4 separate regions of the Homo sapiens genome follow, and all the other regions are linked to region 1. A link is a contact called in ENCODE Hi-C or POLR2A ChIA-PET data. All regions are on one chromosome and are shown on one strand. The core of a region is the stretch at or near the end of the contact, and the rest is flanking DNA. Distances in the headings are between cores, read along the strand shown.

Region 1 (3,423 bases), core at 423-2,922:
CCTGTGACCCTCCTCTCCATAGTTTCCCCATAGTCTCCAGGAAGACTCCGTCTTTTTAGACATGTTGGGTCTGACCTAAGGACTTTGAGTGTTCTCAGGCATTTCTCTAGGGACACAGAGTGACCAGAAATGCCAGCCAGCTTGGGCAAAGCCACTTGCCTTTTCCTCCCTCTGGAACATCCAGCCACCTCTCTAGACCTGCCCAGGAGCTCAGAGCAGCCTAGGAGGTCCTCTCAGTTGTTGCCCCCTCACTGTCCTCTGGGGTCTCCAGAGCCAGCAGGGAGTACTGAGGGTCCCTCCCAGCTGCAAGCTCCAGAATTCTCTACAGATGCCACTGCCAGGGTTACCCTGTGAATAAACTGGTTCTACTCCAAGGGTGTCACACGTGCATGATGTAGGTAGACATGGCATCGGGACTCCAATGATCCCAGACAGAATCTGCATGACCTCCTGTGAATATCGCCAGCAGCAGCCAATCTGTGGGTCCATATTTTGGCTTAATTCCCCCAGCTTTGGGGTCCTTCATAACGACAGGACATTGGTGTCCTCCTCCACCACTCCAAATGCCACAGGCATTTATCAAAGTCCCCAGGAGTTTGCGTGTGTGTTTAGGAAGAAGCCCATTACGTCTTCTGCGGGTCTGGGTTAGCAATCGTCTGCACCTGTTGTGCCCTCTCCTCAGGGCCCATGCCTTGCCCCGCAAGCTGGTCACCCCACAGCGGCTGCTCCTGAGGTATTACCAGGCTCAGTTCTTGCACTGAGTGGGGCTGGGACCACATACCACAGGGTCACTCTCTCATTCACTGCTCCACCATCTCCTTTCCACTAAACTTTCTTCTGCACTAAAAGATCCTCATATCCCCTGCCATGAACACCACAGCCATCTATTTCAGCAGGTGACCCCCTGTTAAACAGAGCCACCAGAGAGACCCCCAGGAGCACAGCGCTGGTTGGAGAACACCACAGCTGGGGTCTAGATGTCCTCATTCTCGGCCTTCTTCTTTTATACCCAAACGATGCTTTCTCTGTTAATAATATCTGAGAGAACTGTTGCTTAAAAATGTAAAACGAAACCACCGTGTAAATGGAGCGGGGTCTTCCTTGGAAAGTCTAACCTTGGGGGCACCTAGTTGATGTAAAGAAACCACTGGCTGTCAGAGGGGAAGGGGGATTTGAGGACAGCCGAGTCAGGGAGCGTGGAGCAGCCAGGCTTTGTGGCAGGGCCTTCCACAGGGGCATGCTGGAGCTCAGCACTGAGAGCACCGGGAAGAGAGGGACAGCAATGGGCACCTCAGCCCCTCAGCAGGAGAAGATGGCGACCGCCACAGTGGCCCAGACTCCTGGAACTTCTGAACTACTTGGTAATTGGTTGGAATTTTCGGGGGTCCGCAGAACCCACAGTTCTCCAGGTGGAGCCGAACCAGAAAAATGCTACTTTGTGGTGTTACTGTGACCCCCACCCCCGCGCCGTATCCACCCCAGGTGCATTGATTAGGAAGTTGGTTCTGGCTATTTAAAACAGTGCTGAAACAGGTGGGTGTGAGCGGGGGAGCGGAATCACACAAACCGCGCTGGTCACAGCAGAGGAGCGCCCCACACGACAGCCTTGCGGAGACGGGCAGCGGCCACACGGGGGCAGCGCCTTCCCAGCCTGAATGAGCACAGACGCCGCGAAGCCCCCGAGAGTCGAGAGGAAGCGCAGTTAAGGGGCGGCCACGCGTCTCGGCCCTGTGCCCTTCCTTACATTTCTCGCTCTGCGGGGCGCGCCATGCCTGCAAACACAGGGCATCAATGGTCTTGGGAGGCTGGAATGTGGGGTGTGCAGAATCCATCCAGCGCAGTCTAGGGCAGGACCCAAGGGACACCCTGTGGGGGTGCTCTGGGCTGGTCCCCTCCAAGCCCCTCTGCCCGCTCCCTGATCTCACTCAGATCGGTCCCCTCTCCCTCAGAGAGCGGCCCTTGAGCTTCAGGCACTTTTCTAGGCCCTGGGGGCACAGCCGTCCCGGGGCGCCGTCTGGAGGGCAGGGACAGTAGTGTCCCCGCAGCGCCTCCTACCTGCCACCACCTCCACCTGTGCCGGGAGCCCCAGACCCGCCGGCCGAGCCGGGTGCGGAAGAGGCTGCAGGCGCCCGGGGCCCGGCCTTCGGAAGTAGGGGTCGCAGAGGGGCTCCGGCCTTGCGGTATCTTGTGTCGGCCGCACCCCAGGGTGTGGCTCTGGAACGGGTAGTGGGGAAGCTGCGGCGGCGCGCAGTGATCCCAGCGGGGCGTCTGGAGACAACAGAAGGGGCGGTGCTCACGGGACCGGCGTCTTTCCCGGGGGCCACAGTCGGGCCAGCGGGGCATCTCTCCGGACGGCCCCTCCCCGCTCTCTCTGCTCGGATGTTCACGCTTCCACCCTCAGCGCGGGGCCGCCCTGCCTCCCCCTCCGGAGCCCCCAAGCGGGTGTCAAGGGCAGCCGCACCCACGCGGAAAGCTCAGTTTCCCCTCCTGTCCTTTAGGTTTCTGTGGCTTCTTTCTGCCTCCGTAGCTGGAGCCAGGACGTGGCCGTGGTCCGGGAGAGCTGCGCCCAGAGTCCCGGCTTCCTGCGTGAGGGGGAGCGGCTGGGAAGCGGGTTCCTGGCGGCTGGACCACCGCCCCAGGTGGGCGTGCGAACTCAGGGCCTGGATTCGCACACAGAGAGCCCTCCTACAGCTGTGCACGCCCCGCGCCGGCTCCCCTTCCTGGTTTTTGATGGATACAGCCGGTCCCAGGCCCACCAGTTTAAATGAGTTTAAATCCCCACGCAGCCGACATTGAGGAGAGAATTCAGGAAGCTGGCACGGCTGCATCTCCAGCCAGAAGGTTTTGTGTCTGACATTTGATTGCAAATTGCAACGTTTCAAGGCTTTATAGCTCAGGGGTTGAAGGCAGGAGAGGGAGCCTATCTGTAAATATCTTTCTCCTTAAAATGTGGTCTCTCCCGCCTCTCTTCCTTTTGGCTCCTTTCCTTTTTTTTGGCACAGGAAGATGGCTGAGGTCAGCGAGGCTGGGTTGTTTCCCTGTCCACAGCGCATTAGGGACCAGAAAAGAATGTTGGTGTCTCTAAGGTGAGCTGCTGTCGCCTCAGGGTCCCGGGCTGGGGGTGACAAGGGCTAAGCTAAGACGAGGCCCCTAGGTGAGTGGATTTTGCATTGATTTGGAAGCTGGTTCAGGCTATTCAAAACAGTGCTGAATTCTTTGATGTTGAGGTCGCTTTGGACCTCGAGGTCCCACTTATGCCGGCTTCTTGCTCCAGGAGCGACGGCCCTGGTAGAGAAAGGGAAGTCGCGCAGCCTCTCAGGTGGCCAGGTCTCCCGCTAACCCCCACTGGCAGCTTGTCTGAGGTCTGACTGCAGAGCTGTCCGAAAGGAGCTGGGCTAGGAGATGCCAGTGGGATGTCCCAGC
Region 2 (3,230 bases), core at 1-2,500, 220 kb after region 1:
GTTCAATTTGGACTTTTTAATAAGCTGAATAGAAATAATAGTGTAGGAGAAATGCCTGGTCTGAGTGTCTGCAAAATCTGAGTCTAATTAATGACTGCTGAGGCAAAAGATTTTTTTGAAAAAAGATTCTCTGCCCACTACAGAAATTACAATTGATTCTATTTATGTTTCGTATCCAAGCCTGCTAATGTGAATGGTGCCCAGAATGCCATGTTTTACAGATGCAATCTTGGAAGAGAGGGGAGGGGAGAGGCTGAGGGGATTTTACAAGAAACGGAGCCACAGACTGCCCTCTTGTTGTGCAGTGTAGGTCTTCCCTGGGTCACAAAAGCTCTATGGTACTCTGGGTTGCTTTATAATTAATAAATATGCAAAGCACAGGGCTGCATATCATGGGAAATATGACACATAGGGCAGTCTTTGGGATTGCACAACTTAGCATGTGACCAGGAGGAATGGCAGAGGCATGGAACAGATCCACATGCCAAGCAAGAGCTTCAAAAAATTGGTGCCACTGGAGTCCAAGGCAGGGAGAGCTCATGGAAGAGGAGAGAGCAGGGCAGGCTTTGTAGAGATGGGAAGACTGAAGGGTGCCTTTGGACAGGATTCAGATGGGGCGAAGGAAGGGAAGGAGGTTGCCTCCAGTGACCAACAAGCCTGATTTATGAGAAGAGCTGCTGCTGCTGAAATGTGCCTCCCCATCTGCTAGCCCTGGAAAAGGGATTAGTTCAATAAGGCAGACACTTTCCAGGACTTTGGGAATGTGACATGAATTCTGATCACAGGAAAACCCTTTGCAGTTCCTGTTGGGGTCTTGGAAGAGTAGCTGGGAGGCAAGCCTGGAAGACAGATTTCACCTTTTATCACAGCTTTGTTAGGGCCTGGGCCAGATTAGGGGATTACATTGCTTCCCATGAGTGGAAGGGACAAATCAGCACAGGATCTGGTTTTCATAAATAAAATAAATTTATATATACCATGGAATAGATTGATTCCTCGGTTCCGTTGATCTCACAGTTTCCCTGATAACAAGGATGGTCATGCCACAGCTTGCGAGAAATCCTTGCAAACATAGTTGTGTTTGCTCAATGCTTGTTGTTTATTGTTGATCAAACATGCAGAAAGCTCTATGTGCTGACTCACTCTCCTTAACAGGAAGCCTGATGTCGGCTTAAATATTTATTCGAGGGAAATTCTCCTAGATGGAGATGGCTTGGTGCCAGCAGCTGTGGGCTCTCCTTTTCAGACAGTGTCCTTGGTTTCAGGCACCACCCTCAGTTGCACACCAAGTGGGGATAGCTGGGAGGAGGAGCTGGCATCACGGTAACCAGGCCGAGTGTTGGGATTCAAAGCTGCTGACCCATCTCGGTGTTATCTGAACCCAGCTTTTATGCGGGTTCCTGTTTCACTGCCTGAAACACTTTTGAAAAGGCAAGCAAAGACCCAGGAGCCTTGCTGGACCTTTGCTTCATACTTTTGCTCGAGGGCTGGTGCTAAATTCACCAGTTGTGGTCGGTGGAAATTCCCTGAAGAAGCCACAATATGAGAAGGCACAGGAATAGTTTCTTCCTTTACAGTGTTACTGGCTTCAAGGGCTACAATCTTCCAGCCATCCAGACTTCTTCTTGTAATTTTATCACCATATTCTGCAGAAGCGAGTGGGAAAACTGTCGTGGTGCTCAGAGGTAGAGTCCTGTGCAAGTGTGGAAGGGGAGATGTTCCTTGCAGCCTGTGTCAATTCTCCAGCTTCTCAGGACGATGGTACTTCATCCGTTGGGCAGTAATGATTTCTGGAGGTGGTCTCTACCTGGTAGTAAGAGGCAAAGTGCTCCCCTGCCCATCCACGGTGTATTCAGATCAGGCCACATGGATTCTGGTCTTGCCTCTGTCAAGCCAGTTCACGTTTTCAGTCCTCAGTGTCTTCCTCTCTGAAATGGAGCTACTTCCTGGCCTGCCTGCATTGTTTAGTAGAACACAGTGGGCATTCACATCGTGGGCATTAGAAAGACTTGAGTCTATTCGGGATCACTACTCACTGTGCTGTGTGGCCTTGGACAAGTTGGTGAATCTCTCTGAACTTTTAGTATCTACTTCTATAAAAGGGGTAATGATTTCTACATCAAATGGCACCTGTGAGGATTCAAGGAGATGATTATGTGAAATGATTTGCACAGTACCTGGCACATAGTACGAACTCACTGAATGGTGGTTTTGATTATTTTTAGCTTCCTAAGAAAATAGAGGTAGGAAAAATCATGGGCTCTAGAGTCAAGGAAAAAGTGGGTTCTAACCCTGCTTTCCCCCTTAGGGCTGTGTGGTCTTGGGCAGGTTATCTGAGCTTCAGTTTCTTCATCTGTAACATTGGAATAGGAATATTTATTTTGCAGCATTGTTATGATTTTTAAATGAAATAATATTATATGGGAAAAAGGGATAATGTCTGGTTCCAAAGTAAGTTCTCTACAGCTGTTAATTTCCTTCTGCCCTTTTCCTATCCCTCTCAGTTAAGAAACTAAAATGGAAAACAAGTGGGAACATTTTGAAAAAATCTGACACATAAGTACTTCCTCTTGAAGGAGAGAGGATTGAAGAACAGTGGAAAGATCAAAACATGAGCATCAGATTGAGGAAGCAGAGCATCTGGGGATTTGATGAATCCAAGCCCTGGGCAACTGGCTTCTGGTAATCCAGTGGTGATTTTCCATTTCCTCAGACATTTATGGCCAAATGTCATGAAAAGAGCAGAATCTTTGGAACCAGAGCTGAGTTCAAATTCCCCACTCCACCATTATAAGAGGGCAGACCTGAGGGCAGTTTCTCCAACCTTCTTGCACCTCAGTTTCCTCATCTATAAAATGGGGATAATAAATCCTTCTTCAGAGAGTGGTGGTTAAGTGCCTGGCAGAGGCGCTAATAGAGAGAACGTGTTCAAGTCATAGTGAGTTTTCTTCTTCAAAGGCCGAAATGCTATTGATTCTGAGTGCCATGATGTCTAGATTTCCTGAGTCTTGATTTCAAGCCTGATTGCTCTATTGTCAGACTCTGTACCTAGCTATAGTTTCCTATTGTCCTTGGATTTAGCTTCTGCCTGCTTCTTCATGTCATCTTCTGCCTTTCTTCACTTTAAGCATTGGTCTTTCATTCTCCTATGCACTGTACTGGGCCGTGCTCTGCCAAGAACATTCTATCCATGCCCTTCCAATGGATGGCTCCATTACGTCCTTCAGTTC
Region 3 (3,466 bases), core at 523-3,022, 170 kb after region 1:
GCTGATCAACCATAAATGAGGGTAACATAATGAAACACTGTGATTCATTCTGGCCACCTGAGAGGTAATTTGGGCTAGAGATGGCAATTAAATTGATAAGACACTGAAGATAGTAGATTCCTTAACCCAAAGTGGGGCAGTATAGAAAAAGTATTAGGTACCTAAACCTTTGTGGAACTCTTTCTAAAAAGCATGGCTATAAAGCAATGAGGCTGTTCATGTAGTGAACATAACTGAATTCCCACATCCAAATGAATCTAATTATCTCCAAACTAGTGGCTTTGGAGATTGGAGACTACCTCCAGTGATACAGCCATTGCCCAAAGCAATTCTGAAACACCTCCCTTGGGACTCTTTCTAAAGTCAGTTTATAGGCCCCCAAAAGAAAATCTTATAATCTCTTAGTCATGCTTTGCTTTTCATGAAAGCATTCATGAAAGTTCTGAGCTTGATAATCCATCATTCACCAGAACTGGTTCCTACAGCTTTTGGGGTTTTAGAAATCAAATGATGATGATATTCCCCTAATCCCCTACTGAGGATGTTCAAATATTGTGGCTTTAAAGTTATGACCATTTCAAAGCAAGAGTGCAGAATATATTTGGAATAGTGACAGCGTTGTTGGAGAAAGCATATGGTTTTCCAAAGCAAATCCGTTGAAGGAGCAGAAATCATATGGATGTATAAATCCTAGTTTGCTATAAATCTTATTACTTTATGCCTTATATGAATAATACCAGAAGGACTGAGATAAGCCATCATTAATATGCAGTTAAGGGGAAGATTGATGACATACTCCCACAAACTCAAGCTTTGAGGCTCTTATCACAGAAGGTGATAAGTACTCTTGTGGTACTCTTGTCACCCTGACCCAGTCATGACATTTCATGTTACTTACGATGGTGAAGGTGATTAAAGTAAATTTTGGATTCATTCAGCACTTCCCTTTCTCTCCATAAAATGCATGGAGCTTGTTAATCAAAACCAGTTTTCAGAGAATAATCCAGACAAGATGTAGCTTGTTAGTACTTGGAGTACTTTAGTTCTTGGAAGTGGGGTGTTGAAATAGGATTACAGAGAAGGTACTTAGTAGTGCTCAAATATTATGACACTGGAAGAGAAAGGCTGGTGTCTCATTTTCATTTTTTGTTTTACTAAATATAGTGATTCGTTTACTTACCGTTAATGTAGCCATTTATTTAATGTATATGCTCAATTGGTCTGATTGATCATCCCTCATGTATTAGTTGGCATCACCGTTACCTATTATTGGTAAGTAAACACCACCTACAATATACCATGGGCTGTTGCTTTAGATTACGAACTTGGAAAGGTGAATTTGGGTGGTGCCTCAAAAAGATAGATGCTCTACCCGAGCATCTATCATCTATGATCAACCATGAATCTATCATCCATGATCAACCAGAGGTAACCATGATGATCAATTCCTTAAAGCAATGTCATTAAACTGTGTAATAGGGTGTCAATAAACCAAGAACTTATTTCCCATTGAGTTTCTAATGCATGCTCAACAGTAGGAGGCATAGAAAGATAGACATCAACTTCTAACCCTGAAAGAGGTTGTCAGAGTCCAATTACAAAGTCAGGACTGATTCTCAGGGCTTGCCTGGAGAGCCGTACTGGTGAAATGCAGTTAAACTCTCAAAGGTGCTGCAATGTGCAGTGCCTGAGCTCAGAGCAGAGGGAGTTAGGAGGCTTGCAGAGGCCACTGAGTCATCCTGGGGCAGGTCCAGAAAGCACTGGGCTAGGCCTTAAGGCCACAGTGAAATTGGATAGGTGAAAGAAGAGAGGGCATTCCAGAAGGAAAATGAAATGTGATCAAAGGCACAGAGTAGAAATGGACATAATTTTATTTAGAGTGAGGATGTATGAAATACAAAATTGCCATTCAACATTTTTATCTGTTAGGGATCAGTACATTCACAAATTTTAAGGCCAGTAGGTAGGAGCTAACTGGGGCTGCCAGGTCAAGCTCCATCATAAGGAGCATTTTGTAGATATTTACTTTGGCTGAGTTTGCACCTTTTATATACAATCTCAAGAATCTTGAGCTTTATAGATACCTATAAAGTATTCTAAGTCCATAAATTTGGGCAATGCAGGTAAAATAAAATTGCTCTTTCATATTTCCTCAGCCTGCAAATGAAACAGTTTTCCTGATGCTGGGTTGTGTTGAAAAGAAACTCAGTAATATTTCAGTTGTCACTTATTCAAGTGCTTTTTATTTTTTTAAAAAATGAAACAAAACATGAAGCCCACTGCTTTGGGCACTGACTAAACTAACGTCTGTTCCAGTAGCCACAGTAATGGCAAAGGAATGTTAGTTATGTATCGTTTGTGGCTGACTCTTCTTTCGAGGAGAAATAAATTAACTCCCTGCCTTTCGCATTTCCTTGGTGCCTTAATGTATAGGTGAGAAGATGGCTGCTTTGCAAAAGGGAAGGTGTTTATATACCCTCATGGGACCTTGTCATTCTGTAGGGAACAGAGGGAGGAGTTTGACTGCCTTCTGGGAATGCAAACAATATAAATCCTGTCAGTCCCAAATACTATCCTGATTAGAAAATACACGTAATGACTCTGGGGTGACTTGTAATTTAGTGCAGTATGACTGTAAGCTGCCAACTAGGACAATATGATCCTGGTGGGTCATCTCCCATTCTCAGATAACTTAGCTCACTGATTTTGCCAATGTTGGACTATTTAAAGAGTTGACAATTATTTTAGCATTGGTAGAAAGGAGATCCTCTCAGATTTTCTCTGCTTTTTGGTCCTTTTCCCCAAACTATTAAATCTCTCCTCTTCCTCCTCCTCCCATTTCTCTTTCCCACTGACAACTCCTTCCCCCCTCTACCAATTTTTTTTTCTTTTTTCTTTCTTTTTTTTTTTTTCTTTTTTTTTTGAGATGGAGTCTTGCTGTTGTCGCCTCGGCTGGAGTGCAATGGTGCAATCTTGGCTCATTGCAATCTCCGCCTCCCGGGTTCTAGCAATTCTCCTGCCTCAGCCTCTTGAGTAGCTGAGATTACAGGTGTCCGCTACCACACCTGGCTAATTTTTGTATTTTTAGTAGATTTGGGGTTTCACCATGTTTGCCAGGCTGATCTCGAACTCCTGACCCCAGGTGATCCACATGCCTTGGCCTCCCAAAGTGCTGGGATTATAGGCGGAGCCACCGCGCCCACTGTTTTTTTTTTTTTTTTTTTGAGACAGGGTCTTGCTCTCTTGCACAGCATAGGGTGGTGCAATCATGACCTACTGCAGACTTGGATTCCTGGATTCAAGTGATCCTCCCACCACAGCCTCCTGAGTAGCTGAGACTACATGCACACAAGCCACCATGCCTGGCTAATTTTTCTATTTTTTGTAGAGATAGGGTCTCTACAAAAGACCCTGTTGTAGAGCCTGTTGCCCAGGCTCCCAATGACTTTTCAGATCCTTTTTCAAT
Region 4 (3,241 bases), core at 141-2,640, 190 kb after region 1:
ACTATTCTGTTTTTCACTTTCAGTATAATATTAAATAAATTACATGAGCTATTCGACATTTTATTATAAAATAGGCTTTGCGTTAGATGATTTTGCCCAACCATAGGGTAATGTCAGTGTTTCGAACATGTTTAAGGTAGGCGAGGCTAAGCGATGATGTTTGGGAAGTTAGGTGTATTAAATGCATTTTTGAGTTATGGTATTTTCAACTTACGATGGATTTATCAGGACATAACCCCATCTTAAGTCAAGGAGCATCTACAATGACAGCCAGACTTGCCAGCGCATGTTGCATGCAGGCAATCTCTAAGCACTTCCTGTATGTCACTTAGTCAAATTTAAACTTCTAGCAGAGCTATCAGGATGGTGTATTATTCCTTTCATTTTAAAGGTGAGGAACAGACATAGAGAGATTAAGTAGCTTGTCCAAGGTTACACACGGGAGCTTGGATCTGCACCCAGGCAGCCTGGCTGCAGAGTCTGCATGATTATCTAATAGGCTATAAGCACCAGCCTTGATAGAAGCTGTGCTTCGTTTCCTTGTAATGACAACCTCGTGAGTTAAGGCAGGGCAGGGATCATTAGGCTCATATTTCAGATGCAAAATGGAGGCTGAGCGGGATGACAGTGAGCTAAGGTTGCACCGCAAGCCAGAGGCAAAGCCAAGACTAGAAATGAACTCTGCATTACTCTTTTCTCACTAAGAGATTCTCCATTCCAGGAAAGGCTTGTATTAGAGAATAAACTGAACTGGGGACAGGCGTGGCTGACTCGAACCTATATTTATTTCCTCGTGGCCATGGCTTATCCTGTTGCACATGCACCAGCAGTACCTGGGAGTACAGATTCCTGTCCACATAGCCAGCCCACAGAGCCACGGGGCAGCCACAGAGCAGCCACAGGAGGCCATGTGACTCTGGCTGCCTTCTGTGGGGAGAGCTGGGTCACGCCGAGGAGAGCATCCGAGGCAGCGCACTGCAGCGCCACAGCCAGGGAGACTCCAGGCTGGCATGCCCTGCTCCTGGGTTAGCGCCTGGCCTCACTTCCGGCTGCCTCTGGACAACTCCTCTCTCCTTCCTCCATCCCAACTGGAAAGGAGTGAGAGGATGAGTGTGGCCCAGGCCAGGCAGACATTTCTCACTTTCCCCCTCCTTTCCTTTTCCTTTTCTGCTTGGGAGACCAAATATTTCTGGAGCAAAACAGAGGAAAATCTCACTGGGAGGCCTGCAAAGGCTTCGCTGAGGCTGTGGAAGACCTTCCTCCATCCGAGTGTATCAGCCTCCCAGGCTGTGGGCCTGCTCTGTGGAGCTGGCATTTTCTGCTCCGAGAGGATTGTTTGGTTTGGAGCCTGTTTTCATTTTACCACAAAAATGAGTGACTTTTTTCTCTCTCTCTCTAAACAAAGGAGGGCCATTTGGTTTCCATAACTCAGGTCATCTGACTCCTTCCTGGAACTCCATTTGGGAGGCAGGGCACAAAGCCTTCCTTGCTGCACCTCGGCCGTGCCACGTTTGGCCCCAGGGCCGTGCCAGCCTCGCTGCAGCGTGTGCCAAAGCCAGTGGTGTCGTGACATATGTGGGGCCGCGATCCACTCCTAGGACAGCCGAGGCCCCTGCTGGTCCACCCTCTAGGTGGCCATTTCGCTGCTCACTAGCACCGGGTGGGCAGGGAAAATGAAGGCCAGGAGCTCGGACTGGCCCACTTGGCTTTTGTTTGCAACTGGGGAGAAAATTAGGGAGGGGTGGGAGTTTGAAATCAGACATTCAATGAAAATTTTATTTTTATGTTTAAATTTTTGTTATTTTCTTTTGAGACAGGGTCTCCCTCTGCTGCCCAGGCTGCCGTGCAGTGGTGCAATCACGGCTCACTGCAGCCTCAATCTTCTGTGCTTTAAGTGATCCCCCTACCTTGTCCCCCTCACCCACCCCACCCTAGTCACTGCATCACAGGAGTGCAGTGCCACACCTGGCTAATTAAATTTTTTTTTTTTTTTTGTAGAGACAAGGTCCCCTATGTTGCCCAGGCAGCTCTGGAACTCCTGGGCTCAAACTATCTGCCTGCTTCAGCCTCCCAAAATGCTGGGATTACAGGTGTGAGCCACTGGGCCTAGCCAAATGTAATTCTTAGATGATCTTGAAATATAAATTTCTTTTGTCCATTACCAAAGATATTTTAGAATTCTGTGTGTACCTATGACATAGGTTTACCCAAGGCATCTGTCTATAGGAGTCTGACAAGCTTGATAAGGATTTGGGGATTTATCAGGATTTGGGGGCCAATGAGTATCATTATCTCAGAGTGCTAAACGCCCCAGACTTGGGAGCTAGGCATCCCTCAAGCTGCATACCGAGGGGACAGAGAGGGGCAGAGGATATTTCAGATCACACCGACTCAAATCTGAGCCCTTTTCTTACTAGTGTGTGACTAGGGACACACATTCTCCATCTATAAACAGTGGTGATGACATTGTGTGGGGAGTCAATAATATCGCATTCAAGTACAAAGCATGATACTTAGCACTTGAGCATTCAGTAGATGTTATTCTTCTTTATTACATGGGCCTCCACACCTTTAAAATAGACTACATGGATGTATGGTTTAAAATCAGAGGGATTAAACATTAAAATGTTCAAAATGCCTGATTGCTTAATGATATCACTTTACCAAATTAACATCTTTGTAGACATCAGGAATTAATAGGGAAATGAAAAGCTTTAGTGAATTTGTGTGTGTGTATAGATACACACACATATACACATATGCATATCTATACACACAGGTGCATGCATGTTGATTTTTTCTAACATCATATACCCACGATCTCATTTGATGCTTCTACAACCCTCTGAGAGAGAGATTATTTACATTTTGAGAAACTGAGAGTCAGAAGGGTTAGTTAATTGAGTTAGTGCTGCACCACTTGTGAGTGTCAGAGCCGGAATTCAAACCCAAGTTTTGTTGAAATAGCTTGCCCAGTGTAAGCCCAGCTAGTCTTATAATGTAGCTGGAAGCACACCAGGAGCTGAGGCTCTTCATATTGACAGCTCTGGAGGCACATGGCCAAGATCTTCAATGGGCAAGGCTGGATACCAACAGGAGCTTGCCTTCCAGGAGAGGGGTCTAGGGATGAAGAGCTTGAAGAAAAGGTTCAGGTGTCTTTTGAGAGGCCCTGGTCATGCCAACTAGAATGAAGCCATGCTCTGGAACCATACACTCATAAGTGTATATTTACAGGTTTAGA

The links. A loop is a pair of places that touch in the nucleus more often than their neighbours do. ChIA-PET counts read pairs that join two places held with the same protein, here RNA polymerase II (POLR2A). Pooled maps may share reads with other maps.
Region 2: a loop to region 1 is called in a map of endothelial cell of umbilical vein, with 4 times the contacts of the local background. The contact joins two enhancer-like sites. A Hi-C loop is called at or near these places in 6 of 168 maps with a recorded cell type or tissue (A673, IMR-90, PC-9 and 3 more) and 7 of 50 pooled maps. POLR2A ChIA-PET finds 5 or more read pairs at or near these places in 4 of 52 experiments (GM10248, H1, HEK293 and 1 more).
Region 3: a map of PC-3 shows a loop between it and region 1 (7-fold over the local background). The contact joins two enhancer-like sites. A Hi-C loop is called at or near these places in 5 of 168 maps with a recorded cell type or tissue (PC-3, PC-9, aorta and 2 more) and 2 of 50 pooled maps. POLR2A ChIA-PET finds 5 or more read pairs at or near these places in 1 of 52 experiments (OCI-LY7).
Region 4: a loop to region 1 is called in a map of ascending aorta, with 4 times the contacts of the local background. The contact joins two enhancer-like sites. A Hi-C loop is called at or near these places in 5 of 168 maps with a recorded cell type or tissue (aorta, ascending aorta, chondrocyte and 2 more) and 9 of 50 pooled maps. POLR2A ChIA-PET finds 5 or more read pairs at or near these places in 1 of 52 experiments (OCI-LY7).

Annotation. Positions count from the first base shown.
Region 1 is chr2:69,305,765-69,309,187 of GRCh38, reverse strand. No RefSeq gene overlaps it. Among named protein-coding and RNA genes, the nearest start is that of GFPT1, 80 kb to the left of the region's middle. RefSeq lists enhancers at 1,801-1,850, 2,336-3,075 and a silencer at 2,081-2,230. Within about 2 kb of position 1,672, at least 28 of the 41 ENCODE cell types and tissues checked have a DNase peak (open chromatin) inside an H3K27ac peak, as active enhancers do; they include ascending aorta, endothelial cell of umbilical vein and sigmoid colon, where a contact is called at or near this core.
Region 2 is chr2:69,080,776-69,084,005 of GRCh38, reverse strand. The region is part of intron 8 of ANTXR1 (ANTXR cell adhesion molecule 1); the gene reads right to left. Among named protein-coding and RNA genes, the nearest start is that of MIR3126, 21 kb to the left of the region's middle. Within about 2 kb of position 1,250, at least 23 of the 41 ENCODE cell types and tissues checked have a DNase peak (open chromatin) inside an H3K27ac peak, as active enhancers do; they include ascending aorta and endothelial cell of umbilical vein, where a contact is called at or near this core.
Region 3 is chr2:69,137,542-69,141,007 of GRCh38, reverse strand. All of the region lies in intron 12 of ANTXR1 (ANTXR cell adhesion molecule 1), which reads right to left. Among named protein-coding and RNA genes, the nearest start is that of MIR3126, 36 kb to the right of the region's middle. Within about 2 kb of position 1,772, at least 11 of the 41 ENCODE cell types and tissues checked have a DNase peak (open chromatin) inside an H3K27ac peak, as active enhancers do.
Region 4 is chr2:69,117,000-69,120,240 of GRCh38, reverse strand. The region is part of intron 10 of ANTXR1 (ANTXR cell adhesion molecule 1); the gene reads right to left. Among named protein-coding and RNA genes, the nearest start is that of MIR3126, 15 kb to the right of the region's middle. Within about 2 kb of position 1,390, at least 6 of the 41 ENCODE cell types and tissues checked have a DNase peak (open chromatin) inside an H3K27ac peak, as active enhancers do; they include ascending aorta and sigmoid colon, where a contact is called at or near this core.